4 separate regions of the Mus musculus genome follow, and all the other regions are linked to region 1. Evidence: chromatin loops called from intact Hi-C (ENCODE). Cell type or tissue: left cerebral cortex. All regions are shown on one strand.

Region 1 (8,000 bases):
TTTTTCATTTGTTTGCACAGATTTACTGTTGTTCTTTGAGTTAATTGTTCCGGCCTTTACAGTATCATTACCAATGCCAAATCACCACCTAACCAAGTGAGTCAAACACTGACAGAAAAGAGGGTTGACAGATTCTATGTGGGCGCCAAGAAGTATTTTCTACAACTGAGGGTCAAGAGCTTGTGGCATCCAGGCTTCTGAGTGACATCTTTTTGGTATTTAGTTGAGCTCATTAATAATAGATAAGGTTGTTTGGTTTATAAATAGAGGGGCACTGATGTCTTCTCATGTATGTATTATCTATGGGTTTCTTTTTGTTGCTGGGGGAGTGTGTTGAATTGGGGTCCCACTATAATCACAGGCTAGCTTTAAAATCCTACCATGTAGCCCAGGTTGGCCTACTGTGCTGACAGGGTGGCTTTAAAGTCATACCATGTAGCCCAGGCTGGCCCACTGTGGCTTTAAAATCATACCATGTAGCCCAGGCTGGCCTACTGTGCTGACAGGCTGGCTTTAAAATCATACCATGTAGCCCAGGCTGGCCTACTGTGCTGACAGGCTGGCTTTAAAAATCATACCATGTAGCCCAGGCTGGCCCCAAGCTTGTCATCCTTCAGCCTTAGCTTCCCTAGTAGTGAGATCATGCATGCACAAGGATTACAGTTGTTTGTCATTCATCATGCCCCCCTTGTATGAATATAGTGGTTATACATATTTGTGTGCTATATGTATGTTTGTGCATGGATATATATGATGTTAAAGGTGATAGCACTTTTGAAGTTTATTCTTTTAAAATTTTGTCTTTACTCTCTTTTTATCTGTATGTGGGTGTGGCATGCATGTGAAAGCTTGTGGAATCTTGAGGCTGATGTTGATATCTTCCTTGTTTTTTTTCCACCTTATTCTTTCTTCTTCTTTTATTTTTTTTTAAGATTTATTTATTTTATGTATTTGAGTACACTGTAGCTGTCTTCTGACAAACCAGAAGAGGGCGTCAGATCCCACCACAGATGACTGTGAATTGAACTCAGGATCTTTGGAAGAGCAGTCAGTGTTCTTAACCACTGAGCCATCTCTCCAGCCCCTCCACCTTATTCTTTGAGGTTAGGCTTCTCAACCAAATCCAGAGCTCACAGATATGGGTAGGCTCTCTAGCTAGCTAACTCCAGGGATCCCTGCCTCTGTTTTCTAAGGTTGGAATTTCAGGCAAGTCACAAAACTTATTGGCATGTTCTGGGTCCTGGGGCTCCAAACTGCTTCAACTATTGAATGGGCAAGAGCTTCAATGGCTGACTGCTATGTATCAGTTTCCTCTGAAATGAAACATTCCTCTTCTTTTTGGGGTGAAGCAGTGTGTATGTGTGCGTGCACATGTGTGTGTGCATGTATGTGTGTGCATGTGTGAGCACATGTGTGTGCAATGTATGTGCACATGTGTGTGTGCATGTGAGTGCATGTATGTGTGCATGTGTGAGCACATGTGTGTGCATGTGTATGTGTGTTTTGTCTCCCTGAGAAAAGTCTCACACGACACTGCCTCATCTGCACGTGAGCTGCAAAAGCATCTTTCCCTCCACACACTGTGCAGAGATAGCACACGCCCCCGCTCATGAACTATTAAATATGACATTAGTAAATATGACTGTATCGGATGTGGAATTATCTACAACTCAAAGACCTTGCAGAAACATGTAATACTTACTCTTGATAATTATTTTGAAAAAAAAAACCCACAGGAAGTTATGTGGTGTACAGACCACGGCCAATTGTCACATGTTCTCTACAGCCACTGAGGAGAAGCTATGTGGGGCCTTACCTACTAAGTGAAGGGGGTGCCATTATAACTTTTTGTATTTTCATCTATTTTGATATTTTCAGAGTTTCTATAAGGTTGGTATTATTTGAAAAAGTCAGCGACCAAAAAAGTGACTAAAAAGTCCAATGACATTTTCATACTAACTTAAAAATTAGTTTAAAAATAAAAATAGAAAAATGCTCTTTCTGAGCCACAGATTCCCACCTTGCCTATGACAACTGTGGTCTCCATTTGGATACTTGGTTTTCTAATTAAGATTTTTAATTTTACAGCAGTTAAGATTAAATTCTCCTCTGTGAAAACTTACTAACGACTCATCCAGGGAACATTATGGCCCCAAAATGTCCAAGCGATACACAGGGCTCAATGTATGCTAGGCATTTAATGGGGGGGGGAGGGCTGGACCCTTCCAAAGAGAAAGGAGGGGTCCTCTATTCTATAATGTTCACAGTCAGTATTTCTTTATTCTTATTTTTTATGGCTTCAGAGTAAGCTCCGTCCCCTTGACTTTCCTTGCTTCTGCTACAAGGGAATCACACTACAGTCAGGGACAAGGTAGAGGCGGGGGACATACTTTCAGCAGGTATGTGATGTCTGCTCATAATTAGTTCGCTTTCAAGGAGATGTTAAGGGCAATGAGACCCCTCTTTTAAACAAAGAAGTCAAGGCTATTCTTGCGGAATCCTAGAAAGTGTTGCCTTCTGGTCAGACTAATCATCCGTTTAAAGGAATAAGATAACGTCTATTTATTCCAGGGACACACGTGGGCCATGCCATATCAGAGTCCACAAAAGGAACTTAATATAGGACAGAGGTCTGCTGTTCAGACCTGGGAAACTAACCTCCCTGACTATCTCCATCTCGGAACTTTGGGGGGTGGAGGGGTGGGAGATTAAACAATACATAATAGCGTATAGATGATAATAATCTCAGTACACTGGACCATTCAGTCTCAGCACGGAACAGAAACGGTGATCCCCTAGGGGCAGTACCTGCTGCACTGTGGATGATAAATGACAGACTGTCAGCATTAAGAGGGGTTTTGCACAATGGCGTCTTTGCATCCTTCTCGTTTTTTCCCCCCTTCTTGCAAAAGAACAAGTGAGCGCCTGGCAGTGGAGACCGGAAGGCACAGGAGCGAGGGAGCGGGGTTATGACATGGGGCGGCTTTTACGCTCCAGGAGGTCCGATGGAGAAGAGAGACTAAAATAACTTATAGCATTTCCTCACTTTCCCTCTCCTAGATCGTGCAAAGATTTATAAAATCATGCGAAGATTTATAAGCACAGCAAGCACGTAATTACACTGTAAATAAAACAGAAGCCCCAGTATTTATAAATACAGACGCAAGTGTACATAGATATATGTGCAAACACGTACATCGTTGTGGGGTTTTTTCCCCAAAAATATTTTTATAAGAGGAGAAATGAATGAAGTCGTCTTGTCCTGTTTATGCTTGCCGTTCCCCTGAGGCTGTCTGTTGAGGCTATTACTTGTTTTTACCACTAGAGGGCGACACATCATGGTGCACTCTGTGCTCTCAGTAGCTTTTACTGTCTTGATTTCTAAGTCTTCCTCCCGCTCCCTAGTGATATCCCCTGCTGCCTAGTTTCTCTATCTCACCATCTCTCTATCTTTTATTTATTTTTCTTTTACTACTCAAACATTTGTTGAAACACTGCAAACACTGCCGGCTTTTGAAGGTGAGTGCCCCATCTAGTCGCTATCGGCATTCTACCGTGGAGCATTTACATGCGTTAATAACAACTATCAATTGCTGGACACCTCTCGAGAGCTTTGCCTCTGTGCCGTTTAGGTGTAGAACAATCTTCAAGACTAGCACATCTTCAGGGATTGCAAGACCTGTGTGCCTACCTAGCTCTGTTATCCTTGCTTGGCACAGTGACGTTGAGGCTTCAGTGGGATTTCAGACTTCACTTTAATGAGAGAAAATGGAAATTTAGAGATGGTTAAAAAAAATACATGGTCACAGCTTACCTTATTTCTTCTTCATTCCAAAGAAAGGAAAGGTTTTTGTGACCATATATAACATTTTAAGCTAAAATATCAGTTTGACTCTTTTTTTTTTTTTCAATTGTCTGCAAAGTGACATTCCCAGTAGGGAGAGCATTTCCCTAACATCTCCTTCCCTTAATGCAAGTATCTCTGAGGACCTGTAAACTCAGTTGCCAGTGTGTCCGTCTGAAGTGTTGGCTTATCATGTCTCATTTAAAGAATCAATGGTTTCTAAGCAACTAACTGGCTTGTTTTTCAGTGTCAAAAGAAATAGGCATTTGTAGGTAAGTCAGTCTTTTTGTCTATATACCTATCCCCCCCCCACACGTACATGGGTCTACATATGTGCACATATGGGTCTACATATGTTCATATGTGCACATAGATGATAGTTCCACTTTCTTGGCTTCTGCTACTTCCCCGACACCACAGCTTCTTCAAAAGGCTCTGTGACTCGCTATCTCTATCTCTTCTCCCCCCCCGGATGTCATAAGTTGGCATTGAAATGGACAGCAACAAGAGAGCTGTGGTCTGTTATCCAAATGTTAGCTCAGCTCAAGTCCTTGCTGGAGTGATTGAAGTGGATTTTATTTTAATGTCTTTTCATGTTGGTTAAAATCCATTACTGTTCTACCTAGTAATGAGAAGGTTGTGACATTCTCCCAACTAGGAGAAATTTAAGAAGAGAATAGTGTCCTTGTGGGATGGTGGAGCATCTTTTGGGTATATGCCCAGGAGTGGTATAGCTGAGTTTTGAGGTAGAACTATTTCCAGTTTTTTGAGAAACTGCCCAATTGGTTTTCAAAGTGGTTTCACAAGTTTTCATTCCCTCCAGCAATGGAGGGGTGTTCTCCTTGCTCCATATCCTCTCCAGCATGTGCTATCTCTTGAGTTTTTGGTCTTAGCCATTCTGATGGGTGTAAGATGGGACCTCGTAGTTGTTTTGATTTGCCTTTCCCTGATGACTAAGGTCTTTGGATATTTCTTTAAATGCTTCTCCACTGAACCACCAACCAAAGAACATACATGAGCTGGACTTAGGTCTCCTTGTACGTATGTATGTAGCAGATGCGCAGCTTGGTCTTCATGGGGTCTGGAACAACTGGACTGGGGACTGTCCCAAAATCTGTTGTCTTTGCATGGGATATGGTCCTCTAGCTAGGCTTCTTGTCTGGCCTCAACGGGAAAAGATGCACATAGCCTCACAGAGACTTGATATACCTGGGGGGGGGGGAGCACTGGCTAAAAGGAGAAGGAGGGGTGGGGGAAGGATCATGGAAAGGGGTGACCAGGAAGGGGGGGCAGTGAATGGGATGTAAAGTGAATAAGTAAAAAAAAGAAAGAAAGAAAGAAAGAAGGAGGAGCTAGAGAAAGTACCCAAGGAGCTAAAGGGGTCTGCAATCCTATAGATGGAACAACAATATGAACTAACCAGTACCCCCAGAGCTCATGTCTCTAGCTGCATATGTAGCAGAAGATGGCCTAGTCGTCCATCATTGGGAAGTGAGGCCCCTTAGTCTTGCAAACTTTATATGCCCCAATACAGGGGAACGCCAGGGCCAAGAAGTGGGAGTGGATGGGTAGGGGAGTTGGGGGGGGAGTATGGGGGACTTTCAGGATAGCATTTGAAATGTAAATGAAGAAAATACCTAATAAAAAATTGGAAAAAATATTACTCTCAGGAAACAAAGTATTGTGTCAGCTCTAAAAGAAGATACTTGTATCATAGGACATGTACCCTAAATCCTTCTACCTTCTAACAAAAAATCTTCAAAAAAGTATCTAACTTAGCTAGTGTACCAAGATGGTGTAGGATTTCTTTCTTTGGTGCTAGAGACCCGAGGCACAGTTGAGAAAATCGGGACAAGTTCTAGGAGTATTTCTTTATTTTAAGAAGAATCGTGTTTGGATCCCTCAAATAACTAAGAGCTATGACTAGCTCAATTAAGTGATAATATCAGTAGATAAGGACATACTCAGGTGCTAATGATCCATACAAAAGGCGTGCCTGGTGCAGCAAGGTAATTATCAAAGTGAATTTCAGCATGCAGTTGAAATGCTCACAACACTCTCTGGCCAACTCCATTTAATTATCTAAATATGGTCCTTATGTGTTAAACATCATTTCTGGTCTTTGTTGGCTGCACAGGTACAGTAAACATTGCCATATTATATTACTCTTCCTAAGATTTCTCGCTGAGCATGATGGGGATTTGGTCTTAACCTAACATCACCATCCTCAAATGCATCCTTGCTTCCCTCGTGCTACAGAAAAGCAAAAAACCTGACGTCTGAGGTTCAACTTATTTAGATCACGTTTTTCTTGCAAGGGATTGAGAGATTCCTTCCATTTCAAACTTGATCAGTCTTCCAGAACGCAACAATTACAAGTTAGTAACCCTTGGAAAGTCCCTTAATGTAGCTATTGTAGAGACAGTTTTTTTGTTTTTTTCTGTTTGTTTGTTTTTTAATTGTATGTGTAAGGGTGCTTTGCCTGCATATATGGCTGGGTATCATTTTTGTGCAGTGCCCACGGAAGCCAGAAGAGGGCGTTGCATGCCCTGGAGTTAGAGCTACAGACAATTGTAAGTCCCCATGTGGATAGAGGGAATGGAACCTTCTGGAAGAGCAGTACACACACACACACACACACGCACGCACGCACGCACGCACGCACGCACGCGCGGAGAATCAGTATGTTATAGTTCAGGAATGCCCCTCACAAAACATATTTATTAAAGGCTTGTTTCTCAACCTGGAGATCTGGCAAGGAGGCTAGAGGGAAGACTTCCTGTACACTTTCCCTGCAGAAGCACAAAGCAAGAAGGTCAACAGGTCTGAGTGAAAATAAGTACTCTCTCCCTTTAGGTTGATCATCTCAGGATTTTGGGAGAGGGATAAAACGCTATGAACTATGATGTGGATGTGAAGAACTATATCTGAGAGCTCGCCACACTGCCTAGGGCCCAATAGACAGTAAAGAACCCGTTAACTCTTTAGGACTCACTGTCACTCCCTCAGGTGTATCTTGTGAGCCCCTGCTCACAGTGTCACTCTAATGAATTCAATGTTCTCACGTAAGTCATAGAGCTCAATGCTCATCGGAGTTCATTATCTTGTCCAGCAACATACGTCCACCTTAAAGTAGGACGATGATATTTTGTGATTGGTTTGCCTTTTGCCTTGGTAGATGATAGTGGGCTGGATAAAGGGCCACTCTGTTTTCTTCAAAAGAACTGAGAAAAGCTAAGGACTCTGTTCCCATTCCTTTCATGACCTCGGAATAAGTGAGAATAAGAAATGGCTTTAAGGAGTTCTTTGCCCCCACTCCCATCCCCAGAGAAAGGCTTGCTAGCACAATTAATTCTTGAAAGGATTTTAGAGATGTTAAATTATTAATGAGGGGGATCTCGCTTTCTGAGAAGTCTTAATCTCTGCAATGAAAAGACAGGTATAATTAAAAAGCATATAATTCATGGCTCTGGCAATAATATTGGGGAATATTTCAATTATTGCTTCTAGAAATGGACCCCAAAGTTAAATTAAGCCTTCCCACCTCCTGGATTTGTGATATCTCTGTATATTATTATTTATGGTACTTGTTCTATAAATTTAGCAAAGACGGCAGCAACCAGTATGTGAAGATGTCCCTTCACCTTCCGATTGTCAGAGGCGCTCTGTACGCACATTCAGTCTGTCATCTCCCTTGCTAGACAGATGCTGTTGGCTTCCAGTAACAGTGGAAGAAAGACTATTCTGGTAGTTCTCCCAAGCCCAGGGACTGCAGCTTAGCTCCTGCCGGAGACTTGTGGCATCCTCTAACCCCTCAAAAGATCGGTATAGCTGATAGCATAACCCTAAACCAGGCTCCCAATTTTGCAGGTTTGTTGCTGTTTGTTTGGTTTTTCTGTTGTTTTTAAGATCCACAAAACTGTGACACTAGACAAAAGCAGAAAAATTGCCTGAACAATGGAACATGGACTGTGTTGTTTCTTCATATATCTAGAAATGAAAAGTAGAAAGAAAAAAAAAAAGAGGCAGCGTCTGCAGAGGAGGAAGAAAGGCGGTTTGCATGCAGAGGCGGCTTGCATATCCTATGCTTTCAGACCCTGCTCAGTACCAGGTAAGCCCGGCGGCCTCCTAATGTTTCTAGAATCCATGCTGAAAC
Region 2 (8,000 bases), 220 kb after region 1:
GTGGGAGGGAATGGGACTGTAGCTATGTTGGATGTCGAGAGAAGGATAGAAGTGGCAGACACACAGAAGAAAGACCAAACAAAAATTGCTGTTTGCTGGCACTAAGAAATAAGAGAAGACAAACTTTAACACAAGTAAAATCACTTGAGCAAAGGAATGGAGGAGGAGGTCTGACCTGGGTATCACAATGTTTAAGGCAGAGAAAGTCCAGAGAAGACATCTAGAAGAGAAAGACTAATAAAGAGTTGATATATAGAGATGAGACTATTTGAAGGTGAGAAATGTTTCATTAACATCACATGGGGTAGGGAGCACGAGGAGGCTGAGGACTGAGGGGGAGTTTATTGATTCATCATGGACTAGATGATAAAAACCGATCTTAGGACAAGCAAGGGGAAGATAGCATATTATTTTAATGAAAGGGTGTGTGCGTATGTATGCATGCCTGTGTATATGTCTGTCTGTGTGTGCATGTGTGAGCATGTGTGGCCGCATGTGGAGGTGATTGGGTATGTGTGTGAGTGTGTACATGTATTTGATCTTCCAAATGGAGAAGAGCTAAGCTTTCACACTAAATCCAGTGAGCAGAGGTCTTCACACTAAATCTGATCGATATGCAAAAGAGGATGGAGATAAAGACCATAAGTTTTGAGTGAGGTTGGAAGGGTCTGGATATGTGTGGTTGAAGAGAGGAGGGGCGAAGGCCCTCTCCTGGGAGCCAAGAAGTGAGGTGGGGAAGACAGCAATAAACTGAATATTTCCATGCCTCTTTCTTCTGAGGAATACAAAGTAGTTTGTCTCTGGTCGGTGAGTAGCTGCAGGGTGGTGTTGAATGGTTCAAAGATCAAACTGTGGTGTTTGTCACTCTGGAGAACTGCAGGGACCGTGTGGGGGTCCATTTGAGTTGGAAATCATTAATGGCCATGTGTTGCCCCAGGCTACGGCATCTCTTGTGAGTCCTTGCTTATTCTTCAAAGTTCATTTTGGCCACGTTTTATTGGACTCTGCAATCTGTGATAGAAGCTATCCCAATATTTTACCAATGTTTTGAATCTCTAGACTTGAATGGTTAGAGTATATAACATACTTGATAAATGCTTGTCCCAGGGATGGAATACCATAATCTAATTTCTAGAGGAAATCCAAGGCTAATTTAAGTAAAAAAATTAAGCCACTGAAATTAGTTTCCCCTTCTTTTGTATATTCTTTTCAACCTGGTTTCTGCCTCTGGCCATCTTTGCTATCTATTTTTACTATCTTTCTCCCATGTCTACCAGCAATTGCCTCCATCTTTGAAACAGTCATTTTACCTGGTACGGTGATACACAGCTAAAATCTTAGGTCTTGAGTTCAAGGCCAGCCTGTGCCTCTCTAGTGAACCCTAAGCTAGCCAGGGCTCCATACTGAGACTCTGCTTTAAAAAGAGTCAAAGAGTTGTCTTTGCTCTCAGCTAGGCTGTCATTTCCTACCGGAGCATGGCCCCCATCACCAATCTAATGGCCACAGCACTTACAGCATCTCTGTTAATCCCTTCATCTAGCTTCTCAAGGAGAAAGCCAGATTTTCCTTCCTGGGAATCAGCTGACTTTGCCCACTATTTGGGAAGGAAATGAGGCCTTGGCATGCTTCTTTAGTACATACCAAGTACATACATGCATTTGATGGGCATCCATGGTGCAAGGCACAAATTACATACTTCTTTTCCTGACTGCACAGTAAACCTCCACTTTGTGGCAGAGCCTTTGTTTCTTATCCCTACTGGAGCTGGTGTTGACAGGAGAGATTCGTGAGGATTCTCTACAGTTCTGTTACATTTATTATCATCAGCACTGAGCCAATATTCCTTTGCTTTTAAATACCCATGGGAAGTCTAACACCCAGTGATGACATTCTGCCTTTGTGGGCTTATACCAACAGGATGAGAGGAACCACCTACCCAGAACAAAGACATCTTAAATCAAGAGCAAAGCTAAGGCAACAGTGGAATTTCTAGGGGCCACCAGAGTAGGTTTCTTTCTGCCTATGCTTAGGTTCAGCAAGTCATTCTGCAGGGCTCGTCCCTGGATATGCTGCAACGTTATTGAATAACGCTGGGTGGTTCTTCTAGCATTTGGAAAGGTGACCATCTCAGAACCAGAGAGTTAATTTTTCCTTAGAAGCCAAGTCATTCTTTTTCTGTTGTTCATGAATAAACTAAATGACATCCTTTGAAACATTTTTTAAAAAAGATTTATTTTTGTCATATGTATGTGACTACACTGGAGCTGGTGTTGACAGGAGAGATTCATGAGGATTCATGAGCTGTCTTTGGACACACCAGAAGGGGGCATCGGATCCCTTTCCAGATGGTTGTGAGCCACCATGTGGTTGCTGGGAATTGAACTCAGGACCTCTGGAAGAGCAGTCAGTGCTCTTAACCACTGAGCCATCTCTCCAGCCCAAATGACGTCCTTTGGCATACTTAGGAGTTCCTGGTGCCAAAACAGAGAACGTTCATTCTATCTATCCTTCTAAGTCAATTTTTTTTTCAAATACCTTTATCTTGGTGAGTCCACCATTTATCTTTTAGGAAATCTATGGGAACTGGCAAGTACCCAGGCTGGGTGTGCTTGAAGGATGCTGAAACCTGCTCACTTGAAGCTTCCTTCCCTAAGACCTTCCCACCCAGATCCATCTTTCCCTTTGTCGGATCCACAGAGATGGTACAGCTGGTTTTTAATCTGATCTTACCCAGGGCTATTCACCCACCAATAAAAGTGAACAGCCACCCTCCCCTATACCACCTGTTCTTCGGTTGTTAGAGGGTCCTTTGCTTCTTTTGCTTCTGTTTAAGTTTTTCTTTTCTCTCTTTCCCTCACAAACCAGTATCCATCAGAAGGCTATGCCCAAATTAAGATTTTGAAGAAAAGAAAGGAGGAGAAGGAAGAGGAAAAGGAGGAGGGGGGAGAGGAGGAGGAGGAGGGAGGAGGGGGAGGGGGAGGAAGAGGAGGGAGGAGGAGGGAGGAGGAAGAGGAGGGGGAGGAGGAAGGAGGAGGGAGGAGGAAGAGGAGGAGGGGGAGGAGGAGGAGGAGGAGGAGGAGGAGGAGGAGGAGGAGGAGGAGGAGGAGGAGGAGGAGGAGGCTGCAGCAGCTCCAGCAGCCGCTCAGGAGCACAGGCTCCATATCCTATGGTCTTGTGTTTAGGATAAGGTTTTAAGAAACAATGATTTCTGAGCTGAAACCACGTGTAGAAGAAACAACCTCAGGAGAATTTTGTGAAAATTGCAACATGCTTGGGATGATTGGGCTTTAACTTTGTGTGATCATCAGTCCTAAAAATAGTTTATTTTCTCTTGCTAATACCGTTAGAGAACGCTGATAAAGTCAGCTGAGAGGGTCGAAAGAGGGAAGCTCATAAATCACAGCATTCCACTAATTCAAAAAGCCACAAACTCGCATATTGGGAAATAGCAAAAATTACAGGCCACAAATTCAGTGGTATGAAAGGATAGGAAGTTTCTTACGGAAATCTGCCTGGTCTCTACCTAAATCAACTCTGTAAAATACTAGTTCGCATATACCATAAATTCATCTAGTGTGAAAAAAAAGAAAAGAAAGGCGAGGGAAAGCCCAGGCTTGTTCTCCAGAGTCAAAGCAGCAGGGCTGGAGACTGCCTCTGTACAGAAATGTCTGTCAAGACTGGCTGTGGAATTTGAAGCCTGAAGGAGAAGCGCAAGCATCTGTAGTTCCAGCGCCCCCTACTGGCGATAGGAGGTGGCGACAGGAGAATCCACAGAAGCTCACAGCCAACTAGCTGCATGAAGAGAACCCAAGTCAAACAAGGTGGAAAGTTGATATCAGACACCCAGAAGCTGTCCTCTGACCTACACATGAACACTCGCGCACACTCACACGTACCACTCACGCAAAAAAGTTTAACAGTAACAATGATAATGATAATGGCCCACCAAAAATCTACCCATAGAACTTTGCTCCAAGCGAGAGACTGGGGCGGGGCTTCCTCCGCTTAGGGATGCCTAAGAGGACTAGGAGCCTCCTGCCCCAGATTTGTGATGCTCTCAGTCTTGGTCTGATAAGGTGTCTGCAGTGGGTAGTGGTTAATGCAGAGGCCTTAAGTGTCAGAGTGCTGAGTGTAAATGGATATCAGTGCTTAGCCACGGATTGACCATCTCTATGGCTCTTCACCTCTGCCCACCAAGGCAGAGACAGAATGGAAGTTGGGGGTGAGAGAGCCAAACCGTGGGGAAGAGTGCTGTCTGTGGACATGTGTTTCTGATGCACAGGCAAACTCACAGGAGCTAAAGATACTACATAAGACCTATCCAGGACCAAGCCAGTTCCATCTTGGATAGGGGAGAAAGTACTGAGACCCCACCCCTAGCTGAGAAACGTTTGTCCAGAGCATCTCAGCAAATACTCTGTTTCTTCAGGCTGAGGTAAAAGGCGGAGACTACACTTTCAAACTATTTCTTCTAAAGGCATATGTTTAAAAGCCTGAACTCTGAAAAGCATAGAGGCATTCCACCTTGCTTCTGATGCCTGCTCCTTTGGGGTCCTCAGAGAGCACTGCATTTTAGCACCTAGAAAGAACTTCAAATAGAGTAAAAATATAATACAAGAAAAAGTATTGTTAAAAGTGTGATGTATCCAAGAGAGCCAATAAAACATTTACACGTGGTGGTTTACAAAACAGCAATTAAAAAATAGAGTATTGCCAGCGTTTTTGAAATCACCCTTCGTTCCTGTAAAGCTCAGCAGTGCAGTCCATCCTCTGCATCATTAGAGCCAGCTACTGTCTTTAATTTCCTGTGCAGTTTCTACTCTGAACCAGTTTTACTTTACAGGTTCACTCACCCCCTATCCTGTGTGTGTGTGTGTGTGTGTGTGTGTGTGTGTGTGTGTGTGTGTTTGTGAGAAAGAGAGATAGAGAGAGACAGAGAGACAGAGAGACAGAGAGACAGAGAGAGACAGAGACAGACAAAGAGACAGAGAGACAGAGTAAGACAGAGGGGGGGGGGACAAGCAAGCTGCTTTGGGGAGTCAGCTGACACTTTCATGTAATAAGTAGAGAGAGCTGTCATTCTTTCTTGGATGAGAACAGGCTGTTCTTTTAGGGGGAAAAACACCTAATAAACTATGATGTGTTTTTCAAATATTTAACCAGGGAGAACATCAACACGTGTATAAGGGAAGACATTTAGGAGGAAACCCAGCGCTAGAATTCCACTCCTCGCCCCTTTGTGCCCCACTTCCTCCTATTTTGTGGTCAACACTCTATTATGCAGAGCCTCCTTGAACCACTAATGTTCTAAGGAAGTGCTGAGTGACGTGGGGTTTCCCACACAGGGCAGTCCTGCCAGCCAGGAGGTTTTGGTGGGAGAGGCATCTTGACAAAGCTGTTGTCCCTCAAAACCCTGTCCCTTTACACCATGCCCCATCTGGGGTATCCCAGGGCCCTTGCTCACTTTCTATCCTCTTGTACATTTTCAAACAAATCCTCCCCCTGGATTAAGCTTAAGATGGGACATTTAAAATCGTTTCCTACCAAACTGTCGACAAGGCAAAGAAATAAAGGGATTTGATGGTCTCTGAAAAGGAAGCAGACAGTGAGTGCAGTTGGTTGGTGTGAATTAACTCATTTGTGTTCTATAAGGGACTTAAATGTAAGCAGGAAGAATGACAGTCAGCTGGTATCCTGCATCCCCATCACTCGGTTTTAGAAACAGAACTTCATAGACAGGATTAGTGAAACTTCATAGATTTTGATGGCTGCATGTATTGATGTCTGCTCCAGAGGTAACCAATGGCGTGTGTTTTAGGTCCTTCCGTCTCTGGCTTTCTTTTATAACACACAGATGCAGTCTAAGTCCAACTTACCTTTTGACTTGGGTGGGAATTTATATACACGAAATCCTCCTTACAGTTGTGCTTTCTAAAGCTTCTTTTCTTTTGACCCAAACTCTCCTTCAGGTGTCGCCTTATATCAACTCACCTATACACAATCTTTGGTATTATGTGGTATCCCTTTGTACAGATTAACGTCTTCCACTTCTTATAGACATCCCATTGTTCTGAGCATAAGATTACCTCAGAGAGAGTGCACAGGAGGGTTCAGATGGAAATCTGGGGGTAGATTTTTTTCCCTGTTACACATACTCAAGATTCTTAGATGATAAGCTCAAGCTTGCTAGGTCCTATTCTTTGAATATTCAAAATTCTGGGGAGTCCAAACCTGTTTGCCAAAGTTTTGAACATATATAGGCTCCCGCCAGTCGTCACTCAGCAACCTCAGGACATGAGCTGAAGCCTGGCGCTTTGCTGTTTTGAGTCTGGGGAGTGTGGATTGGAGCCCTCACAGTCCTGCCTACATACATTTCTCTCTTCCTTGAAGAAGATAAGCATCTTTGTGTTCTGAGCCGTGCATCTCTTTCCTTGTCTTTGTAATTCTTTCTGGGGACTTTTTGCTGATTTGTGTGTGTGTGTGTATGTGTGTGTGTGTGTGTGTGTGTGTGTGTGTGTGTGTGTAGCTTTTTCTCCTTTTCTTTAACTTCTTGAATTTAATTCATTGAAACTCATTAATTACAAGAGGCCTAGGGATAGGCAAGTATTTTAGCTTATGTGTATTTTATTTGCATCTGTACATTGTAATATACTATAACCCCATGTTCTTGCTTCGTAGGATATTATTTCACTCTCCTAATGGACCTTACTTGTGTCCTCCATTTTAAAATCATTGCGGTTCTTCAGCATTTCATTTCTAGGTAGGTATTTTTCCCTTGTGGTTTTGTGGTTTGGGCTTCCATATTTATGTTTTCAATTTCTGAGTTCAATGCTTGAAGCATTTAGTGTAAAGAGAGAGTATAATCAAAGGTTTGAAATTGTAGATGTGACATGTATGTGTGTATATATGCATATATGTAAGTATATATATGTATATACACAAACATGAGATATGGTATTATATATATGTGTGTGTGTATATATGTACACACACACACACACAATATCTTATTTTTATTTTTATGGACCTCAAACCCTACCGCTGTGATAAGTCAAGTTTCTACTCTCTGTGGATTTCTTCCTATGTTTCATTTCTTTCACTCTAGCTTTATTTATCAATGCGCAACATCATCTTATTAATATGTTTTTTACTATAATTTTATACGAAGCCTCTATGCCTAAGGGACAACTTATTCTTGTTTTTCTTACTTTCCAGCTATCCATTACTCTTTATTCTTTCAAATAAGTTTCAAAATCACCTTCCTTATGTCCCATGAAGTCTTGTTGGAGACAGAACTGCAATGGCATTACCTTGCAGGCTCCTTTGAGAAGAGCCCAAGTATTATACAGGTACTGTTACTGAAGTATACGACATAGTTTCCATTAGCTGAGTCCTTTCCTAAGCGAAAGAAGTTTTCTGTATTCTTTATATATGCCTTGTGGCTATTTGGTTAGATTTTTATTAATGCACTTTATATAATTGATCATTTTGCAAAATAAACATGCTAAATTGCCCTTCCTCTTTGAGTTTATTTTTGACAACTTCACACACGTCTAACATACCTGCTCATCATTAACACCCCTCCATCCCCCTCTCATTCTTAATTGGTCCACTCCTCCAAATCCCTTTGCTACAATCATGGCTTGGTTTGTGGTCTGTTTTTTGGGTTTCCTTGTTGGGTGTTGTCGTCGTCGTCATCATCGTCATCGTCGTCATTATTGTTGTTGCTGTTTTTGTTGTTTTGAGATCCCCTGAGCATTCACCAGGTCATCTCTGCGATCGAGGGCCTGGCAGGACGCTCCTTCATGGATTTATCTGAGTGTTTCTGCTATGTAGAAAAGTAACACACTCTGATAACTGATTTACCATTAGTCCTTACTTTGAAATGGAACAATTGCTGATGTCTCGAATTTTCACTGTAGATAATGTTATCTCTTCACAATGAGAAGCTGAGACCGGGAATACAGTGTAATATTAGAATTTCACCTAGCTTTCGAGAG
Region 3 (8,000 bases), 170 kb after region 1:
TGAAGCTGTCATTATTTATTCCTTCTGGGAGTGGGATAAAACCATCAGAAATAAGTTCATCACTCTTTAATGATATGATTTATTCATATATGAAGTGACTTGGAAGTTTTATTCTGAAGGGTTCACTCAAGAATAATTACAGCATATATTCACTCTAAAGTTTTTACGTAAAACTAGCCAGGACCTCTTTTTATTTAAAAAATATTAGAAACAGCACAATTTTCTACGAGCAGCTTACAAAATTATTAAAAACAATAAAAGGAACGAACTATCGGCATATGTATTATGTTCAAGCTTCAAAAAAACATGCCAAAGGAAAGAAGATAAGATGATTTAAATGAATTTTCATGAAAATTTAGAAATATCTGGAATGACCTCCAGTGGCAAGATGGTGAGAAATGGTGGCTGGGATGAAAGGTACACACACGTGACTATAAACACTCAAGCGTGATACATGTTCAAATCCATATTTGAAGAAATTATTAATGTAATCCAACTTCATTTTTTCACAGCAAAGTAGTAGGGTATCTTTCCTGCTGTTTGTGAGATTCTTAGAAAATGGTTGGGAGATAAGTAAGGCCCTACCCAAGAATATCCATTCAGACCATAAGCCTGGTTCATAGCTATTTTAATAACATATCTCTATTTAAAAGGAATTCTGCCCCAATGCCTACAACCTCCCCAGAAAATGGAGTGAATTGTGCTAGAAGTGTTGCTTCTCAGCTGGTGTGAGGATTCAGCCAGATTCCAGAGTGAGGTTCCCAAGTTCCCATTCTTTCCCTGTCTTCCCAATTTGTTTTATTCATTTTTAGAGAATTTTGTACAATGTGATTCAAACACATCCACTCCTTCCTTAACTCTTCCCAGACATAATCCCTCTTTCCCCTCCACCCAACGTTGTATCTCTCCACCCTTTTTTAACCCACCAATACCGATTTGATCTGCCCAAGAATTCTGGGATGTGTGGCTTCCATTGAAGTATGGTTGACTTACTGGAACTGCATTCTTAGGGAAAGCTGACTCTCTCTCTGGGGACTGGGTTTCATACTCAACTCCCCTGTCCATGCTAGAGTTTGGTCTAACTAGAGTTTGTGCTGGTATTGTATAGGCTTTATGCACGCTGTCACAACCACTGTGGGTTCTTATGTGCAGCTGAGCTGCTGTGTTCAGAAGGCACTGTTTCATTTCAGTTATCAACTCTGGCTCTTACACTTTTTCCACCCCCTCTTCCACAATGATTCCTGAGCATTGGGAGGGGGCATGTGGTAGATATGTTTCGTTTAGAGTTAAGTGTTCTGCTGTTTCTGATTTTCTGCATCTTGACCACTTGTGAGGGTCTGCTTTGGTCACCATCTACAACAAAAAGACGTTACTCTGTTAGAGGTTAGGAAATGAATTAATCTATGGGTCTAATGATAAGTCACCAGATGTAATTTTAATATCATGTCCATTTATCAAAGTAATAACAGTAGTTTCTCCCTTAGGGCCTATGACCCATCTAGCTATAACTCCAGGGCTTTTACTAGTGCTGGTGTGGGTTTCATCTTGTGAAGTGGAACTTAAATCCTATCAGAACATGGTTGGTAACTCTCATGATGTTTTTGCCACTACTGCACCAGTGGGCAAATCTTGCCAAGTCAGTCATTTTGTAGCTCATTCTCTTCACAGTATGGAAAGATAGATGATATTTTCCCCTCTAGAAGCTTCCTTAGAGTCTTCTAACACTATGAGAAACATCAGGGATGAAGCTTTAGGGTCAACACGAGTTTGAGTTCTACATCTTACTGTCAAGTTCTGGAGGCAACCAAGAGCATTGGCGATAGCCTGCACCGTTTGGGGTCTATGGGAGCTTACAGGCCAGTAACGCCCAAAGCAACCCATTCCTGGCACTGGGTTCTTGCTTGTTAGCCTATAGTGTCTAGTGGGGACATTTTTGTAAAGCTGTACAGCTATAGCTATGTATATATGGACTATACATGCACATATAGAAGCTCTACAGTATCAGGCTTCCTTTTCAAAAGGGTTTTGGCGTTACTTATCCCTCCCCAATTTTCCTTTCTTTACTTTTCCCTCCTCATCTCGACTTAAGCATTTCTGTTTCCCTTTAGCCCTTTATACCAGTGATTTCAATTTCCTCTCCTAGAAGGCCTTCCCACTACCCCTCAGTAATTTCCTCCCTTCTATGCATACTTCAAATGAAGCACACATATCTGACGTTTCAAAGCTAACACCCACAAATGAGGGAAAACATGAGACCTTTGTCTTTCTGGTTCTGGTTTACCTCACTCAGAATAATGGTTTCTCATACTAAATGTGAGAACAATAATGAATGAATTAGGTTGTCCTATAGTCAGAGAAAACAGGCATCAAAAGTAAGATTTTATATATGTGTGTGTGTGTGTGTGTGTGTGTGTGTGTGTGTGTATATATATATATATATATATACACACACACATACATATATATATACATATATGTGTGTATACATATGTATATATATACATAATCATATAAAACAATATATATGTAAAATCTCATGTTTATTTACTGTGTGTAAGTTTTTGCTTGGCTAAATGATGATTTTTCACATATATATGTATATATATGAAAATGATATATATGTATCCTTTGTATTTTGAATAATATACAGATAAATATTATTTGTCAAAGCAAATAATATTGCTATCATGTTCTTTCTATAAATTGTAAAACTTCTTCCTAGTGTGGATAAATATTTCTGCCATGTATCTGGGTTTACCTTGACCCTTGCTGCATTGTAACTATCATACCTATCACTGCCAATACTGACCTACTCTTTCTTAATTTGAGCAAAGGTCATTTTAATGTGTATTTGCTTTATAATCAATTAAATTCAATATTTCATTAACTATATCTATAGTTGTGTCTCTATAAATTTCACTCCTGTTCCTTTGAGCATTTTTATTGTTAGGCTTTTTGATTACACACACACACACACACACACACACACACACGTTTTACAAGACACGGTTTCTCTGTTTATAGCCCTGGCTGTCCTGGATGCATGTGCTACCATACCCTGAATGACTTTTATTATTTTTAACAAACTTATGCAAACTCTCTCTTCCTTTCTTGCTCTCTTATTCTCTCTCAAATAGCTACCTCAATTGGTTCATATTTATTTTAATAAAACTTTTGACTTATCTTGATATTTTCTATGTTTAGCCCTTTTTTATGTCTGTATTGTCATTTTTCTGTCTTTTAACTTGGATCCGTCTTTGAAAATGAGAGGAAAAAAAGTCCTTAAACATGAGTTGAAATTTTTGTCTTGTGGGCACAACAGTCCCAGGTAGTTCCATCCATGGCTACATGGAGGGGGGGAAAAGCATGGGACCTAGCAAGGAAAACAGAGAACAGCACCTGCCCAAGGCTTGAATAACAATTTAATACATTTACAAATAAGAAATAAAAGAGTCCAAGACAATGTTCTGATACACACCATCTTTGGAGACAAAGAGCAACGGGGGAGGTGCGAGGAAACCTTTAACTGTGTGATTTGAAATCAGGTCCACAGAGATCCACATGGACAGGATAATGTTCCTCTGGTCTGACACATGGACCTTCGCATAAGGATATCTGGGCATCGTTTACATGACTTTCTCAAAACACTGACTCCGAATCACAATGAACCCAAACCTTGGGGATTATTAGGCAAAGTGTTAAATATAGTTAGAATAAGGTGGACAGAGTGCTATCATCCCAAGGCTCAGCTGCTTAAGAGATTTATGTGACCACAGAGATCTTTGTCATCTGTATGTGAGCTCCGCCTGCTGGCCACAATGAAATAAAGTGACCCTGGAAGAGTGTTTTAAAGAGAACCATTAATTCATGCATAGGATGGCATAACTTTTAAAATAATTGGGCTTTGTAGAAGTTACATAATGACAACTATACACTATAAAAAGAGGCTCATTTTCTTTTAAATCGTCTTGTGATGCATTTTAAGAATGACTTTTCTAAATGAAATAAGGATGGAGAAAAGTTATTCTCATTTGTGTTTGTAAGAGTACAGACTAATTTAATCTTAAAATGTGTATCTTGGCAATCTGTAGCCAACATTAAATTCGACACCCAAATCTCACTCTCAGTAATATGAAACAGGTGATCACAAAAAAGCAAAGTGAGGCATAAGAGGATTTGAGAATCAGTGTATTTATGGAAAAAAGGAAAAGAAAAAAACAAAGCAGAAAAAGCAGAAAGCCAAATTTCTTCCATGATGAAGAAACTGTTAAGAGTATAAAGTAGGGACAGATTCATTATGAACCCTGAAAAGGATATATATGTTTTATGCATTACTATGAGAAGGTATGTGACTTAGCTTTCATTTTGTGAAAAATATGAGAGACATAACATTGAGGAGGAAAAATTATTGTGGTTTATAGTTTTAGACATTTCAGATATGATGACTGACTCCGCTCTTTCTGGGCATGTAGTGAAATCGAACATGCGAACATCATGGAGAAAGGCAGGGCAGAGTAGAATGGCTCTTGATGGCCAGGAAGAAGAGCGAGGTCAACAGGAAGGACCAAGGGCCAAGGCTGACTCTCCCAGAGCACATGTTTAGGGACTTGCTTTCCACACATAGGCTCTAAATGCTTCAGTCCCACAACCTTCTAACAGGTATTCATTCTTTCTACCTAACAATGTAGTCCAACATTGATAGGACCAGAGCACTCCTGTTCTAACTGTCTGGAAATTACCTCACGGATACACTTAGAAGTATGCTTGCTAATATCCTAAGTGCCCAACATGACAATCAAGTTGGTAATCACATTTACCCATACCAGAGAGTACCCATGAGAAGTTGGTAGGTTGGGCTGTTATAAGGCATAGAATGCCTGGCTTCAAGCAGTGTCTTATACACTGTGGGATTTGAAATTAGATGCTTTGTTTCAAATGCTTTGAGTCACTACATCCTAACATGCATGCCAACTTGGCCAAGGTGAATCTCCTCTTCTTTTCTCTAAACTGGATGAGGTAACAATAACTTCTTTGTAAAGTTTCTTTAAAATTAACAAGACATTCAAATAAATCACAGACACACAGCCCACTTTAAATCAACTCTTGAGTTTCTGTAACTGTGTGCATTCACATTTATGTTCCCATCTATGGACAGATGGATTTCTGTATGCTTATTCTAAAATGACAATGCTTATCCTATGGAGTTGGGCTTAAAGATAATTTTCAGATTGTCTTTATATCATATGTGTGCAGGTAAATATATTTCAAATTTTGAATATGTATCTCTCACACACAAGGCAATGAAGTATCTTTTTTGTTTGTTTGGATTTTATTTTTGTTTGTTTGTTTTTGTTTTTTGGGATGGTTTCTCTGTATAGCCTTGGCTGTCTTGGAACTCACTCTGTAGACCAAGCTGGCCTTGAACTCAGAAATCTGCTTGTCTTTGCCTCTCAAGTGCTGGGATTAAAGGCATGCGCCACCACTGCCTGAAGTGTCTTTTGCTGTAGAAATGCTAGGACATTAGCAAGATCCCTTTTGAACAATAAAAAGAACCAAAACTTAGATTTTAACACTGTTCTTAGATCTTCTCTCCTTTTGGTCAGGTGGCCTCCTATTTGCTGAAAGTCACCAATAAAGCAGGAACTGAAGAGATTCATGTCAAGACCTGATTTCTCTAGCATGAAACATCTAAAAATCTGGGAAAACAGACTGAATTCTCCAAAACAATGCATTTCTTATAATCTTCATGATACAAACAAGAGTAAGATGTGCATCAGGAATGTCAGGTAGTCAAACCAATGACCAGGAATCTGATCTTATGAAAGAGCACGCTGTTCTCTTGTCATGAGTCATCATGGAAAGAGATAAAGGGAAAGAGAGCGGGGCCATGATGAAATTGCTTTAGTGCAGTTCACAAAGTTACGTCTGTGCATCCCTCCGGTTCTATTTTATGATATTCTTTAAGCAAATCTAACATTGCCTTACATACTGGAGTGGCCACAGGTAGCTTTTTTGATAGGGTCCCCCTTTCTAAAATGTTTCTGTCCTCACAACCAAAGTAGTGTGCTCATAACACCATCTTATGAGTAAGAGCCCCAGTTAGGTTCATTTGATTATTAAAGACCATGGTAGATATGGACCCCTGGCTATGTGCAAAACTTCATTTTGTTTTAGATCAAGACAAGCCTTTTCATTGTCTGTGTCAGAGGACAGGATGACATATTACTGTGATCATTGAATGTATTTATTCAACTCCCTTTGATATAATCAACTTGAAACTTGTAAACTAAAAAAAGGTGCCTGAGACTTTCTTCACCATCTGGACGACTTGCAAAGATGTGCTGTTACCCTAGATTGGTGGAAGGGACAGAAGTGCCCTAGACAATTCATCCTGCATAGAGGTTCCCCTGGGGATGAGGGAGAGAGAACCTAATAGAATGTGTCTAGTATCCAAAACCTCTGAGAAACAAGCGCTAGAGACCAGCATTGCCTTCTTGGTAGAATGTGACATCAGTTGAACTACTTTATGGCCATGAACTGAACAGCAACTTACATGCTATCACCAGTTAATTTATACTTTCTGATTAATTATATTGTGAAAAAAATTAAATTTTATAACAGGGCTGAATCAAAGGACTATCATATAACATACAGGATTCTCCAAGAAAGTTGACTCTTAGGTGGGTAATGAATATTCCTTTGGTGTAAGTTTGTCATAAATATTGTATGAATATTTTTGCATACAAATATTTTTAAGTGGCTGTTTTCAAATTCAACTGAATATTGCAGATATTTGTCAACATATACATTATTAATGAGCATTAATAATGCTGATTTAATAATTATTAATGCTGAGCATTAATAATCTTGATTTTTGCTTGCCATGGTTACTGAAGGAAGATGTAGCAATGTAGCGACCCCATGCAGAGTTCCCTACTCTTCCATATCCATAACTGAAGGTAGAATGATGCAGACAAAATTTTCCATGGGTACTACCTTTAGGTCAGCTTTGATTTCACAACCAGGAGTCAGCACTGACCAAATGATACTTTGTAGTTATTTTGCAAAGCAAACCACAGCCTTGAAGAATTGTTAACAAGACACAAACAGATCTCAGGAGCTCAACTTAACAGTCACAGACAACAAGCCAACCTGAGCAGCCAGGGCTTGCTTCTGAGAGCATGAGTGGGTTATAAGTCTTGAAAAAGGATTCTTGAAGGCTAAGCTATATGAAATGTGTGTGTTTGTGGATAAACCATGGTTAGAACCTGGAATCTTTAGTGCTTCAGCATGGTATATAAAACTTCTCAAAAAAGAATTCAAGTAACCACGTTACTCAAAAATAGCTCTCCTCAAGAGACACGGGGAAGGAGGCTCGTGGCTTCGACTGTATTCTCACTATGGCTTGGGATTTGCATACATGACCCAAAATAACCAGTCATGAAGTTCTAAAATCAGAGTTGCATATGTAGAGATTTAACACACAAGCATTCAGAAGAAAACCATGATGTATGGGATGAATACCCTGTAACCTGAAGACATAAAAGCTTGGAAGTAGCACAAAGAGTTTTCTTAAAAATCAAATGAGAGAAAGAGAGAGAGAGCGAGCAGACAAAGAAAACAAGGGAACTGGAAGTTGAGTCACATGAGAGGACATGAGCAGGTCACATGAAGAGGTCACATGGGCAGACATGAGTAGGTCACATGAGAGGATCTGAGCAGGTCACATGAACAGGTCACGTGGGCAGGTCACATGGGCAGACATGAGCTGGTCACATGGGCAGATATGAGTAGCTCACATGGGGTGGACATGAGAGCACATGTGCAGACATGAGCAGGTTTCATGAGAGGACATGAGCAGGTCATATGGGCAGACATGAGAGTACACAGGCAGAGATGAGCAGGTCTCATGAGAGGACATGGGCAGGTCACATGAGAAGACATGAACAGGTCACATCCAAGGAAATGGGTTGTCAGGCATGTGACTCTCTTCATAAGGG
Region 4 (8,000 bases), 110 kb after region 1:
ATGATGCACAGTGTCTTATGCTGAAGATGTTGTTTTAAGAATTTTAAAGACCTCGACTCATTAATGTGCTTAACAACTTAGAGATCTGTCACCGTTATCATTTTGCAAAGGACTGTATGAATTGACTTTTAAATACGGGTCCCTAGATAGGTGTGCTGGCTCTGTCACTCCTGTTTAGCTGCAGATCTCGAAAACATCTAGATTTCTGATTTGAGGACCCCCGGCCTCCCTAATGTTTGGGGAGCCCACTGAACCCTGCCAATCTAGGATTCCTGGAATGGAAATCAGCATCCTCCTCACCCGCAGGCACACGTGACCCCAAGGAGAAGCCATCGCGTATGCTGCCACCTCCCATGTGTTTCCCAGTTATTCCAGCTCTGGAGTCTACACCACCGTCACTGCTGGTGACAATTCTGACCACTCCACCCCCAGCTCCATCTGCTGCAGCTACCAGGCTGCCTTGTAATCTTCAAGCCTCCCACACACCCTGCCCGCTTCCCTCCCATAAAAGCCAAGAGTCCATCATCCTCAAGAAAAAGTGAATAGAGATCTTTAGCCCCCATGGTGAACTACTGCTTCCTTTCTTGATCTGCAGCATAGCTGGAAGAGCCTGTCATGGAGTAAGACTCAGAAACGGAATGCACTGGGGCAGAGGTAGCCATGTATAAAGTCAGGTGCTATGTGGGGTGGAAGCCTCTCTCTTCTCCCCTCTCTTCCAGCTCCATATCTTCTAGCCATCTAGCTACTTGTAGACCCAGAACAAGCTGGAGGTGTTAACTAGCCTCTGTCCCTTCTTCTCAGGAACCTTCTTAGACCTCCTGAAGTGACAGACAGTAGCAATGCTGCCTCTCTCCTCTTAGAGGGTTGGAATTAGCCATGGTATCACTTTTGCCAAAATCAAACTATGCTGCTGAGCCTGCAGACCTAAACAAATCCTGCAGATAATATCCAGCCTCTCTTGACTTTAAGAGCATAGGCTCATACCCAGAAAATGGAAGCAAGAGGCTTGAAAGCACTCAAGGTTACCAAGAGCCACAAGCAACACAAACAATTCATAAGAACACTTGAGAAAACCCCCCGGGGGGTGTTGTTATTATCAGTGCCCAAGATGAGCTTCCCATCATGCCCAAGGTGGAAGATGCCAGGATTCTAATGTATCTCCTTCATAGCTCTGTTTCATGACTTTCCCGAATTCAACTACCTTCCTATTTAAACAGGACCATTGTCCACCTTTTCGATGTGTTCTCTGGGATACAGCCATAATCAAGTCATCTGACTGGATATCTTAAACATTTCATGAAAAACACAAATTATGATTTAAACAAAAAAGAAAAAAGAAAAAACTCTCCTACCCATCAATTTGACAAAACCATTTAAATTCTTTGGCCACCTTAACAATGGCAAATGTTCTAAATGGAACCTGGACAGAAGAGCAAGCATGTTAGAGCTTAATCAATTACCTTGAACTAGGTAATGAAAGCACACAGTCTGCCTTACTTTCACAGAAGTGGATGGAAGTCCTTGAATGTGCACTGAGGATTCTTTAGAAAGCAACTGAGCTCATTGAGACCAGATAAGACAGCTACACAAGTGGCCCACTTATCTCAGAAGCCCATAATCCAGTCAGATGGTACTCAGCTAGGTCAGGGTGCCCTGAGATCGCCACAAGTGTAATAGTTGCCTGCCTAACAATTTCCAGGTGGGAAAGCATCCCTCAGTCCTCTTGGGCATAAGCTACCGACACAAGCAGTTGGGAATCATTTGCTAACAAAGCTCTCAGAGATAGGCACCCAACACTTGTTTACACCTCCAGGACTATAGATTTCTCTAGTCAGTTCTGGAATTCTGGCAGCACTTTGGTAAATGTTATCAAGTTGGGAATGTTAGTGAATGAAGTTTCAAGACAGAGCTCTTTCAAGCTGTTGGAACTGATGTTGCACTGTTTGCAGCAAAGCAGCCTGAGGGTGAGGCCCCCCCCTCTTCTCCCTTTGTTACCTTGAGCTCCTTGACTGTAGAAGAACCTCTGCGCCGACTCCACATCCAAGAGTCTGTGAGCAGACTCAACGTCCAGAAAATAATCCATTTTGGGATAATCCATCTTCAATGTTCAGAACAGGATTTTGAGAGAAGGCAATCACTTAGCTCTCTATAAAGGGGGAAGGGGAGAAAGACACAGTATTTCAGGATGTCAAGTATGTGTATTCCTTAATTTAAATGAGAGTACGCCATTATCATATTCCAACATTTGACTGACATTTCTAATGTCAAAGCCCCCACTGCCAGAGACTTTGTATTGCATGAGAAGATCCAACCTTTAGTTAACACCAATTTAAAATAATATATTCTGCCTGCAAAAATTAAAATGATTCACGTTAAAGAGGAATAACATACTGTTCTTTCCTTGCTGTATATTATCTGACAAAAGGTATACTTTTAAATTCATGTACCTCTAGTTTTTAAAAGTCTGCCCGATAAAAGGCATTGGAAAGTATCACCCTACCTGCAAGTTGCTCTTCAATTGATCCAGGGGTGTCTGGTGTCCCCTCTAGTAGAAAGCATCCCCTGGGAATCCGATCCTCCTCTCATAGACACTTTGCAATATAGGCTGGCTTGTTTGCTGTACAAGTGCCTTGAATTCCTTAGTCTTCAGCCATTCCCTTCAGCACATTCTATACAGTGCTACTGGCTCATCTGCCCATGCCCGGTATAGGCTGTTTTTGATACAGAACCGTGGTTCGTGCAGCAGCGGCAAACATCACAGCCTTGCCGTGTTTCCTATAGCATGCACTAGCCTGGCATGAAAACCAGCCAGCCCCTTCTCACGGAGCCCATGCAGTTACCCCTGATACTGGCACAGAAGATCTATCTCTATTTCTGCACTATTATATTTCAAAGGAGGAACAAGAGGAAGTCTTTAAAAATCAGATTCTGAAGGCTAAAGCAATCACTTGCTTCCTAAGTCTGCACACTCTCATCTGAGAAACCAAGTCTGATAAGAGGAAACTTTAAAAAAAAAAAATAGCCAAAGGTACCCCAACAGCAAAGAATACTTACTGTAAAAACATGTAAAACCAAGGGCCGTCGATAGAACAAATGAGCAGTTTCAACCAGCTGCCTTCGATCTTATTAAATATTCCCAGCGAAAGTAAACAGTTTTGATTATCTGATTAGATCAGTGATGAATAATGTATTCTGTCCACTGGACTTTCTCTATCAGATAAAATGGCCAGAACAGGTTACCTTAGCAACCGAAGGTGACGCCAGTTCCAGCCTCTCCACGCCCTCCTCTGCGAAGGAAGGAAATTACCACTTTCCCATGTAAAACTTTGGCAGGGAACCATCAAAATCTACATGAAGATTTTGCATCATCCAGGGCCATTCACAGTCTACTCTCCCACCTCTTAAAGCGGAGATCTCACCGGTTATTTAAAAATCAGAATTTCTGCTTTAATAATCTATTTTTGCGATCTCAAATCCCAGTCTGCTTTGCAGTAAGAACAAAATACATGGTAAATGATTAAACAGTGGGGAGGTCTGTAGTGTTTAGACCATGTTGGAGCACCTGTCTCTATCTTTCTGCTGAATGGGGTAGGGTGATGGAGAAAGGCTATTTAACTGGCAATATAGTATGTTCAGTGAACATTCCCATTATAATTAATACACAAAAACAGTCACCGGCACCTAGGCTGAAAATAACTCTTTCCTTCTGTCCCTAGAAACAGCTTAAAAGCTGTCTGAAATTTCCCATATTTTGAAAGCCGCATTATAACGCAGACCCTCTGGGAGACAACCCCTACCTAGCCCACCCAAGGCAACACAGCCAGAAAGACGCACGAAGGGAAGAATTCTCAAAGTTAGGGGATACTCACCAGCACTTGTGCCCCCTTCAACAGGACGCTGTCAGTGAGCGGCGGGCAAGCTGAGCAGGGCTGCTGAGCCTGTGAGCCCAAATGAACAGCTTCTAATTTTCCCTTCAATCTCCAGTCAAGAGCACTGGGTGGAGGGGAATGATGGATCTGTCGGGTTTTATATTGTGATGAAATGCCCCCTCCCCCCAAAGCCGGGATCTAAGTGGGGCCGCTCTTTAGAACGCATTAGCCTGCTAATTTAAGAAAATTGAAAGGTTTTGTTTTACCGTCTTTTATGTGTTCTTTTCTGCTACCCCCTCAATTTAATTTGCATTTAAAATGATTCTCCTGTCTCCTAGGCTCTCCAAGGTGTGGAGTACTTGCTAATCCTGAAGGCTGCTCCTGGTAGGATAGGGTTTGGTGCCCTGCCATTTCCTTCTGAGCTGCCAAACAAGGTGGGCAATTAAAAGTGCGAGCTACATTCTGGAGAGAAATACAGAAGGCTTTCACTCTCCCTCTTTTTGTCTGTGCATGGTCAGATCTTCAAAATGCCCAAATGCTCTCTTCTTTCCTGAATGCAACAGATTTATTATCTCCACAGCAAAAAAGATGCTTTGGTTGTGTCCCTCACATTAGCCTGGTATGAGATCCTCTTACTGCTCCCCAGGAAGGACTTGTAAGCATGAGACTTTGAGATATGTTCTTAAAGCTGTAATGTTAATCCAGCCATGCCCCCGTATGTGTTTTCTGTAACCTTCTTCCACCTTGTATGGACCAAGCAGAAGTGATGATTAGTACAGGGTAGTGGGTAGCATCAGGATAGGATGTTAATACAAGAGAAGCCATGCTTGCTTGCAAGGACTTGGAAGGAAGATCAGACTCCTCTTGCCCATGTCCATAGCTCAGCCAGAGGACAAGTGCTAGAGAGTGACTGACAACTGACTTTGAAAATTGTCCTTTCCTTTCCCATTCTACCTTGCCTTTGGTGGGTTAAGGGGTTGTCTCCGAAAAGAGAAATCAGGGAATGCCTTGCTGACTATCTTGTGGGTCAATAATAGGGTGGGCTCTCCCCTTCCATCAGAGAAAACCGGGTACCAAGTTAGTGCTATAGAGAGATCAGCCTCGTGGGAGACCTAAATGTAATGATCAATCAGAAAGGCCTTGTAGAGAAGGCAGCTTGGTCTCTGAATGTGCAAAGCTTTGCTCAGACCCCAGGCCTTTGAGCTTTAAGGTTGCATTGCTATTCAGCCCTCAATAGAGACAGGTGAACACTTGACATTTACAAGAAGAGAAAGCTGTCTTCTGGTTCTTTTCACTTACAGTAGGGTGTGGGCGACAGGTTCTAACCCTCTATTGTGCTTCTACTGGAATTATAATGACTCATAGGTGACAGAGAGAGACACAGGGGGAGGGGGAGTGGAGAGAGAAAGGAGAGAAACAGAGAGAAAGGGGAGAAAGGGAGATTAAGTTGAAAAACATCAGATACTCTGTTAAGTGCAAATGAGCCTGGGATGGAAGATGATGCTAAATAGGACATTTGAAAAATAGATTGTGTTCCTGGAACTGAGAGTGGGTTTGGAATTCAATAATTTCTGGAGTCCTGACCAAGGAAAGGAAACTTGAGTTGCTTTATAAAATGCTGGGGCTGGGGAGATGATTCCGTGGGTAGAGCGCTTGCTGTGCAAGCATTCGGACCCCGAGGTTGAATCATCAGTGTCTTCATAAAAGTCAGATAGGCTAAGGCATGTCTGGAGTGCCAGTGTTCCTAAAGTGAGATGTAAAGTGGAGGAGACATGAGACTCCCTGGACTCTGTAGAGCAGCTAGCCTGGTACACACAGCAGCAAATGACAAAAGGACCCTGCTTCAAACTTCGCCTGGAGTTGTCTCTTAGCCCCCATTTATATTCTCTCTCTCACTCTCTCTCTTTCTCTCTCTCTCTCTTCATCTCTCCTTCCCTCCCAAGTAATGAAAGCGATGTGAAAAGGCTATGATTTTTCTTAAATGGTAAGATTTTAACTTTTAAAAAGCAATGATTTGGGAAGGAAAAGACATTCACAAAAGGGACTTCATTTTACAAAATAATCATTATATTTTCAAAGTATAATCGGACCACTTTCTAAAATTGACTTCCCTCCTTCTTTCTTTTTGAGGCAGGTCCCCCCCCCACCCCCCCGTGTAGCTCTGGCTGTCCTGGAACTTGCTTTGTCAAGACTGAGGTGACCTTCAACTGGAAAATCCACCTGCTTCTGTCTCCCAGGTGCTGGGATTAAAAGCATGTGACACCTTGCCCTGCTCTGAAATAGAATTTGAAAGTTGATGATTTCATTCTTTGAGGAGACTAGATTATATACAAGAACATTCATGTTGTGAAGTTATCACTTAACTACTGATGTTCATATGGTGCAAGGACCTGAGCAAACTAGACAAACACTCTACTAGAGAGTTGTGTCCCTAGATCTTGATTTATTGAGCTGTGTAGTTCAGGCTAGCTTGGGACCCTGTGTAGTCAAGGTTGACTATGAGCTCCATATAGCTTAGTCTGGACTTGAACTCATGATTCTGCTGTCCTCCTGTCTTATCCTCCAGGGTTGGGATTTTACTTGTAAAGGTGGGGAAGCATAGAAATTGTCCAAAAACAAAGTCAAGATCTGATCAGTTCAGAAGTATTTTTTTTATAACTTTTACCTATTTAAAAGTATCACTAAGTTTATTGTATGTCACCATATTGTTCTGACATACATTACAGAGTAGCTGGTGATGTCCCAGGCTAACGTTCATAAAGCACTGGACAATTTAACCAAAAGCATCTCAAGTTCAAGCGAAGTCAGACAATGTCAATATAACCATGTGACATATACATAGAAGTTAATTTATAAATCAAAAAGAAACCAAATCATATGAAAATATAAGGTTATAAGGGGGGTCAAACAATTTGGATGGGGTCCTGAAAACCTTTCTGTTTCCAGTTTGGTGGTAAGAAGATAGGTCTGCAATGTGTATAAAAAATGTAGAAGGATTGCATTGACTTGAAACAGAGATATACGCCAGAATAAATCCCAGAGAGAAGTAAAGACATTAGCGGTGTTAATTTCCCCTTGGCTCTACACTCCCTCAGTCTATTGAGGCTGTGAGACCCAGCCATTCAGAAAGAGAAGACCACGAGAAACATATTCTTCTTACACCCTCTTCTTGGTCTTTGCTGGGCTCGGGCAGGGTTTAACAGGCTTACTGTGGTTCTTCTCACAATTGTACAGTGGCCTTCTTTACTCGGTTCTCTCATTGTATCATAGAATTCTCTAGAAGACCCTGTTTAGACTCCAGGAAATTCTGACTGTTGCCTGCATGAAACCTTGGGGACATTTTCTTTGGATAATAAACCATGTATACACTTAGAAATATTAGAATATCTCTTAAAGTAAAATAACATCCTGGATGCCTTGGCAGAGTGCTTCGGTTGAGGGCCTTAGGTAAATCACTAGCTCGCTAAACAAGTATGGCTGTCACTCCCTCCAGATATGTAGGAGATTGGTTTCAGCAACCCTCATAAATTTCAGAATCTTCAAATTCTCAAGTCTTTTATATCATGTGATGAATTATTTTTATATAACCTACACACATCCTTTTGAGTACTTAAAATTTCCCAGGTAACCCATAACACCTAATACAATATACAAACTATGTGATAGTTCTTATGCATTATTGCCTAGCAATATTTGATAGCAAGAACATCCCATACATATTCAGTACAGCTACATTTTTTTACACTGGATGTTTTGATCCACAGTTTGTCAAGTATATAGATGGGCCCATGGATACATAGGTTGAATATCCATTCATTTTTATTGAGTTGACCCTCAGATAGGTACAGTTCCAAAGCAGTAGTTTGGGGAGAGGGAGATGACTCGCTAGGTAAAAGTACTCATGAGGATTGGAGTTTGGATCCTTGCTTCCCAGGCACAGTAGCCCATCTGCAATCCCAGCACGCATTACGCAGAAACGGGAGATCCCTAGAGCAAGTTGGCCATCTAGATGAGCTGATGGATGAGCTCTGGCTTCCAGTGAGAGACCTTGTCTCAGTATGTCAAATGGAGAATGTGTCCGAGAAGATTCCTGATGTCAACCTGACCGCCACACACTTGTATGGACACATA

The links. A loop is a pair of places that touch in the nucleus more often than their neighbours do. Peaks named below come from ENCODE experiments on the same cell type or tissue, not always from the same donor. Only the 100,000 strongest peaks of a DNase experiment are listed, where the experiment ranks them.
Region 2: it touches region 1 in a loop (2.7-fold over the local background); 6 of 42 quality-filtered maps call a loop at or near these places.
Region 3: a loop joins it to region 1, with 5 times the contacts of the local background. A loop is called at or near these places in 27 of 42 quality-filtered maps.
Region 4: it touches region 1 in a loop (2.2-fold over the local background); 3 of 42 quality-filtered maps call a loop at or near these places.

The regions. Positions count from the first base shown.
Region 1 is chr13:42,787,806-42,795,805 of GRCm38, reverse strand. All of the region lies in intron 3 of Phactr1 (phosphatase and actin regulator 1), which reads right to left. Among named protein-coding and RNA genes, the nearest start is that of Phactr1, 110 kb to the right of the region's middle. In left cerebral cortex, CTCF peaks have their summits at 989 (motif pointing right), 3,317 (motif pointing right) and 6,368 (motif pointing right); DNase peaks (open chromatin) are centred at 3,346, 6,430 and 7,553; H3K27ac peaks cover 1,122 bases.
Region 2 is chr13:42,571,635-42,579,634 of GRCm38, reverse strand. No RefSeq gene overlaps it. Among named protein-coding and RNA genes, the nearest start is that of Phactr1, 110 kb to the left of the region's middle. In left cerebral cortex, CTCF peaks have their summits at 2,310 (motif pointing right) and 3,731 (motif pointing left); a DNase peak (open chromatin) is centred at 3,726.
Region 3 is chr13:42,619,467-42,627,466 of GRCm38, reverse strand. No RefSeq gene overlaps it. Among named protein-coding and RNA genes, the nearest start is that of Phactr1, 57 kb to the left of the region's middle. In left cerebral cortex, a CTCF peak has its summit at 3,814 (motif pointing left); DNase peaks (open chromatin) are centred at 3,792, 6,270 and 7,390; H3K27ac peaks cover 364 bases.
Region 4 is chr13:42,676,796-42,684,795 of GRCm38, reverse strand. Phactr1 (phosphatase and actin regulator 1) reads right to left here and starts at 3,997. Exons shown (of 14, transcript NM_001302635.1): 1 at 3,870-3,997; 2 at 1,996-2,146. The coding sequence starts at 2,098. In left cerebral cortex, no CTCF peak of the experiment used is centred here; DNase peaks (open chromatin) are centred at 2,721, 3,303, 4,011, 4,238 and 3 more places; H3K4me3 peaks cover 4,564 bases; H3K27ac peaks cover 4,929 bases.